Linked DNA regions of Homo sapiens: region 1 is linked to region 2. A link is a contact called in ENCODE Hi-C data. All regions are on one chromosome and are shown on one strand. The core of a region is the stretch at or near the end of the contact, and the rest is flanking DNA. Distances in the headings are between cores, read along the strand shown. Region 1 overlaps PRKG1 (protein kinase cGMP-dependent 1). Region 2 overlaps PRKG1 (protein kinase cGMP-dependent 1).

Evidence for each region. Hi-C counts contacts between places; a loop is a spot of excess contacts on that map. Pooled maps may share reads with other maps.
Region 1: a map of IMR-90 shows a loop between it and region 2 (9-fold over the local background). The contact joins two enhancer-like sites. A Hi-C loop is called at or near these places in 6 of 168 maps with a recorded cell type or tissue (IMR-90, PC-3, endothelial cell of umbilical vein and 3 more) and 17 of 50 pooled maps.

What each region holds. Positions count from the first base shown.
Region 1 is chr10:52,212,149-52,215,369 of GRCh38, reverse strand. The region is part of intron 9 of PRKG1 (protein kinase cGMP-dependent 1); the gene reads right to left. The region is part of intron 1 of LOC124902425 (a long non-coding RNA gene); the gene reads left to right. Among named protein-coding and RNA genes, the nearest start is that of PRKG1-AS1, 100 kb to the left of the region's middle. RefSeq lists a silencer at 1,607-1,901 and an enhancer at 1,529-2,030. Within about 2 kb of position 1,690, at least 4 of the 41 ENCODE cell types and tissues checked have a DNase peak (open chromatin) inside an H3K27ac peak, as active enhancers do.
Region 2 is chr10:51,421,219-51,424,167 of GRCh38, reverse strand. The region is part of intron 2 of PRKG1 (protein kinase cGMP-dependent 1); the gene reads right to left. Among named protein-coding and RNA genes, the nearest start is that of MIR605, 120 kb to the right of the region's middle. Within about 2 kb of position 1,692, at least 9 of the 41 ENCODE cell types and tissues checked have a DNase peak (open chromatin) inside an H3K27ac peak, as active enhancers do.

The sequences.
Region 1 (3,221 bases), core at 441-2,940, 790 kb before region 2:
CAGGCTGGAGTGCAATGGCCTGATCTTGACTCACTGCAACCTCCACCTTCCAGGTTCAAGAAATTCACCTGCCTCAGCCTCCCAAGTAGCTGGGATTACAGGTGCCCACCACCATGCCCGGCTAATTTTTGTATTTTAGTAGAGATGGGGTTTCACCACATTGGCCAGGCTGGTCTCAAACTCCTGACCTCAGGTGATCTGCCTGCCTCCACCTCCCAAAGTGTAGGGATTACAGGCATGAGCCACCATGCCTGGCCCAAAATAGACTTTGTATTTAGAATAATACATCTCTCCAAAATGGCATCTTCATGCTGGCATTTTTTTTTTTTTTTGAAAAAACTTTTATCATTATTTTAACATAAAAAATCATGTGAATTATTGCAGAAACTCTTAAAATGCATATTAAAGTTACATAATAAATAACCGTGACAATATTCAAAATGACCCACAAATTATAAAACCGGCCTACTGCTTTCATAGCAGAAACTGTTCCCTCAGTGAAAGGCCTCCTGATTGGTTACCTGCTCCATATCTTCTTCCTATTGTCTCTAGATTTAACTTTCCAAAGCACATAGTCATGTTAGCTGGGCTTTCCTCATTACATTTGTATCAAGTTGGAATTCCTTTGGGGGGCATTAATGGAACTTCGCTGTGTAATCTTTATCTGGCCTCTTTCTTCACAGCCACTCCTTTCAAACTTCATGCTCTAGTCTCATAGGGCTATTAAAGAATCCTTAAATGGTTTGTTTGTGAAGCCATAGCTACTATTTCTTTAGAAAATAAAAATAATTTCCAAGAGTAATTGTACTTACTGCATGCTAGCTACTACACAAAGTGCTATACATACATACTCTCAATCTCGCTCCAAAGTCTGAGATGTGTTTATCTATGACCTCCATCTTATAGGTAAGGAAATTGAATGTTAGTGCGGTGATGATTCCTTAGATGTCACTGTATGTGTGATATCAAAGTTTGTGCATCTAAATGACACCAGCATACTGTTCTCTGTTTGCATATTTTCATGCTGCTGTGGATTTTGGGCTAAATGAGAACAGTGAGAGATGTGCACCCAAGTTATATCCTGGTGGGTAATCTGAAATCTTATTACTTTCTTTTCTTCCAAGCAGAACCCTTACTTCCTCTATGCTACTGTTGCACTTTTGGGTGTCAGCAAGTTGGATACTTATGTATTCACACTCCTTTGTAGAGTAGGGGATCCTAGAGTTTGGGGAGGGTGTATATTCATCTCAGTGTCTTAATAACCCAGGAGAATGGCTGACATATTGGATGGGATCTGTAAATGAGGACTCTCCCATTTGCCAGACTGTGAAAAAAGTAGGCTTATTCCACATCGTAAATGCTCATCAAATTTTGAAACATATACATTTTATTTTCTAAAAAGGTATTTCTTGTAGATGTATTAAATGTATGTTTGGTTTTCCTTTTAAGATTTCTAGGCAGTGTTATTTGTAAATATCAAGGATGTGTTACGTTAGTATTATTTATAAGTTATTTATAATGGAGGCACTTAACATTTACATTTACATAGAGGTAGAATACAAAGTGAATTTCAAAAGACAGCTACCTAAAGGATTTGTCTCTGCTCTGTGGTTGGTGTGTTCTTTCACAGTAGCCACTGCCTCTCTTCCAGTCTCTCCCACTGCTGAGTCAGAGTCCTGCTCCATCTCTGTAGTGACTATCCCATTCCTGGAAGCCGGATGGCTCTACTAAGCTACTTAGTTGAACCCAGCTTCCTGCTCCCAATCCCCACAAGTCCAGTGAGATAAATGGCTCTTTTTTCCCTAATGAGCAACAAAGCACATCCTATGTCCCTGTCTGAACTGGTTCCAGCTAGGATTTCATGAATGCATTGCTGCTATGTTAAAATGGACTCTTCCTTATGTTGGTCACCAAGACTTTTTCCTTGAGCTTCACTAAAAAGAAGCTAAGATTTGCATTGAGTCTGCATGTTAGGACATAGTGTCATAAATAAGGTATGACGTTTCCATGACGAGTCTTAAATAAACCCATAACAAATTTTTTACCAAACAGATTCAGGTGAGATGTTTCCTGATTTTCTTCACATTTGAACACATTTGTTGCCAACTCAGTTTGTAAAGCTATCAAAAGTCAACTGAACTTCTTTTTTTCATTTTTTCCTGTTTTGTAAGAGTTTTATTTTTATTTTTATTTTTTTTATTATACTTTTAAGTTTTAAGGCCAGGACTAAACTTCTATTTCTTTGTGTCATAACATAGTGACTGACTTATATTCAGAGCCGAATTAATATATAACTACTTGAAAGTTTATTTGCTTTAAGTGCAAAAGTCAATTTCTTAGTGTGTAAACATTCATGTACGCAGTGGTTATCAGGACCACTGATATAAAGCACTTTGAGAGTTGCTGAACTTTCCCATGTATATCTAACTTGTTATGACAAAATCACTCTATGTTGAAATTCCTGTTCAATTTTCTTTTAGTGTTTTCACTGAAGGTAAATTTGACTTTTTAATAGGAAAAAGCTACAATCCCTTTGCGAAAAACAATATCTAACAGAAACCAAATCGAAACTTGGTTTTATTCCATAATCCAGTTAAAGCATAATAAAAAATGAAGCCAAAACGTGGATTGAGGTTACTGAAAAGATTTCTGTTGGAGAGAAAATGATCTATGGGTTTCATGCAATCAGAAAGATAATTCTGCCTTGTAACTAGTATTTCTCTTTTTTTTTAATCTCTCTCTCTCTCTCTCCCCTACACCACCCCTCTCCCCCCAACAGCCATATGGATGAAAAGATAGAAAAGCTACAGTATATGAGATGAGAAAGTATATGTTATCTTTTTAATTCTCTCTTTTTTAAAAAATCAAGGAACAGGGAAGAAAAATTCTCTTCTTGGAGGTGTTAAAGTTTGTGATGGTAGTTACATTAACAGTTTAGGAGGCAAGTGAATTACCAGTGTTAAATTAAGGTTAGCCTAAAGCTGCCTCCTTTCCTATTTTAAGTTCACCCTAAAGGTTTCTCCATACAGTGAACTGTAACCTAATGAGGTGTAAACAGACTGTAACCTACTTTTCTATCAGTCAGAGCGCTTAGGCCAATCACTGGTGGCCGATTGCTCAAACCTTCTCTGACTAAAGCAGATGCTGAGCTGTAACCAATCCAGCTGTTTCTGTACCTCACTACTGTTTTTTTGTACTTCATTTTCCTTTTTCAGTCCATA
Region 2 (2,949 bases), core at 443-2,942:
GCTTCAGATTCTTTTATGTTAAAATTAAGAGGGAGCAGAGTATGTTTTATCTTAGGTATTTTCCAACAATAAAATGCCAGAGTCTCAAATATCTGCAATTTGATATTTCAATTTAGGTACCATAATAGTCCAAAAGGCACAGAAGAGTCTTTGTATTATTTTTGGAAAGCATGGTCTCAGGACAATTGCAGCATAGGAATATTAAACATGACACAGCTCCAAATGTAGCAAACATAATATGGTAGTATAATTTAATATGATGATCATAGTTCAATTTATGCCCTATTTTTACCCTAAGTAAAACTACTATTCATTTATTTCTAAAATCTGCTTTTGGCCAACATATTTTAAATAAAAAATAATCACAGAAGATGAAATATTCCAGTGACCTCTGCGAACTATGTCCTAAAAATATTCATCTTAGCCTTCCAGATAAACCCTCAGGAGGTTGGAATAATAATGCTATAGCCATCATAATATAGATATTGCTTTGTTTATATTATTAATTGGCAATTGTTATTCATATTGAGGAATACCAATATATTGAGATCATTACAAGGAACAAATTTTCTCAAAAATTGAAAAATAAATTCAATCCCTTTGAAATACTTAAGTAGATGAGAACCACTGAGAGTCTTTATGGTGAACAGAAGGTTTTGTAGGAAGAAATCTGGAGAAAAAAAATCATCAGAATGAACCAGAAATAGGGAAAAGGAGACAGGATAGATGCCTATTTTTGGAAAAAGGAGGAACAAGGAAGACAAAGAGATATGAAGAAAGCAAATATCTCTTCTTCAACATTATTAGAAAGATGGTAGGTTGTTGTTTTAAATACGCAATTGCAAGTGCAAGAATGGAATTTATATTCTCAATGTGAAATTTCGAAGTCATTATTAAGAGAAAGAGATTGCGTAACTACTGCAGGTCAGGCTAGGAAGTCAGACATATCGAGTATGCTGATCAACCTGGTGTCATTTTGGAAAATCTCTTCTTCATGTGGAAAGAAGCAAGATGTCACACACTTGATTTGAATAGAGAAATATAACTCTGCTTGAACAGGGTGTGAATGGTTATTCTTTCTTCTTTCAGATCCTTGGGTTATTCACTCTTCAAACCACTATTATTTGGCTTCTATAAGTAAGGAACCGGTACATTGGTGTTTTTAGGGTTAGCTTCTATAATCCATTTTCAGAAAAAAAAAAAAAACCTATTTCAATGGAGATCAAGTGCTGTATACTTTGTAAAAACATCTTCACTCTTCAATCGCCCTCCCTCAAACCAGAAGCAGTGTCTGAATAATTCCTTTAAGTAAATTATAACCTAGCCCAGTTTTGATCAGATAAAGGCAATCATGACATTGTGGTACCTCCACTAGATGGCAGCAGCAGGCATGAGTGTGGCCCGTGAAGTGCTGGGTCACCAGGGATTTAAAAAACAAAAAAGAAACTTAAAAAGGAAAGGCAGGAGAATTTCAGCAGCAGAATCTTAGACAGAGGCCTGGAAACATACAAGATTCAAGATGAAAAAGGACAGAAACAAAGGACTAGAAACAGAAAACAATCACTAGAACTTGTGCTGTTAGGGCTGCTGAAGTTGGAGCTGACAAAGTATGTGAAGAGTCCCCCAAGTCTGGCCAAATTCACTCTGCCCTGTGTGGAGGAGCTGCCTGGAGTTGGGACATGCTTAGCAGGACTTCTCTGAGATGTTGCAAAGCAGAGGGGATGGGGCCGGCAACTGGCCCATGAAAACACGTGAATAATCAATGCAGGCACAGCTTTTCTCCCCTCTGTACTACCCATCATGCTAAACGTCTAGGACTCACCTAGCTGTGGCATCCTATGGAGTCCCCTTTCTTACAGAAACCTCACAGTGCCATCCTTTCCTAACTACAGAGTTTGGATCTCTTAACCAAACCAGAACACTTTGGAGTGAAACTATTGTGGTTAATAATCATGCCTGAACATCAAGCACAACTCAGGTTGTTTGGGCAAATAGAGATGTGTGGAGATCCAGTTCCTCACTTTCCTTCATGACAACTTTTAAAGCTCTCAGAGCCCTGGTAAGTAGATGAACTGAACTTGCCTTTTCATTATCTCTTCTCCACTCAAGGGTGCCTGGCACAGAGTAAGCAAACACTCTATAAATAGAGCTTGTGAAGTGAATGAGTAATGGTGGCTGATGCTGTCTTCGCATCTTCAAAAGACATTTGGTCCAATCTCCAAATTGTATGATTTTACAAATGTGGAAAACTAAGATTCAGAGAGGTTAAGTGACTTGTTCAGTATCAATATAGCAGTAAGTAGCAGAAACAGGCTAGCTCCTGACTCCTACACAAGTATTTTTCCATATCAGTGTTTCAATAGGGATCTTAGAATGAGTGGGCAACATAACTCAAACTAACAATTCAGTATCTTTGCCCTGTGTGAGTCAAGAACTTAAAGGAAGAATACATTACAAATCATTCATCCAAGAGGAGACATTATGACATGATGCTCTGGAGAGGGCACCAAAGCAAGTGTGCAGGAGACAGACATGGAGGATAGATAACAAAAAGGCGAGTTCAGTTCATCTACTTACCAGGGCTCTGAGAGCCTGAAAAGTTGCCATGAAGAAAAACGAGGAACTGGGGAAAGTGTCTCTCCAGGCAGGGTTGACCTGGAGAGATTATGACCTATCTAAAAGGTATCGGGGCCAGGCACAGTGCCTCACTCTTGTAATCCCAGCACTCTAGGAGGCCAAGGCAGGAGGATCACTTGAGGCCAGGTGTTTGAGACCAGCCTGGCCAACATAGCAAGATAACATCTCTACAAAAAACAATTTTTAAAAAATTAGCTAGGCATGGTGACATGTGCCTCATAGTATTAAATACTTGGGAGGCTGAGGTGGGAAAATTGCTTGAGGCCAGGAGTTCAAAGCTGCCAGGAGCTATAATCATGCCACTGCCCTCCA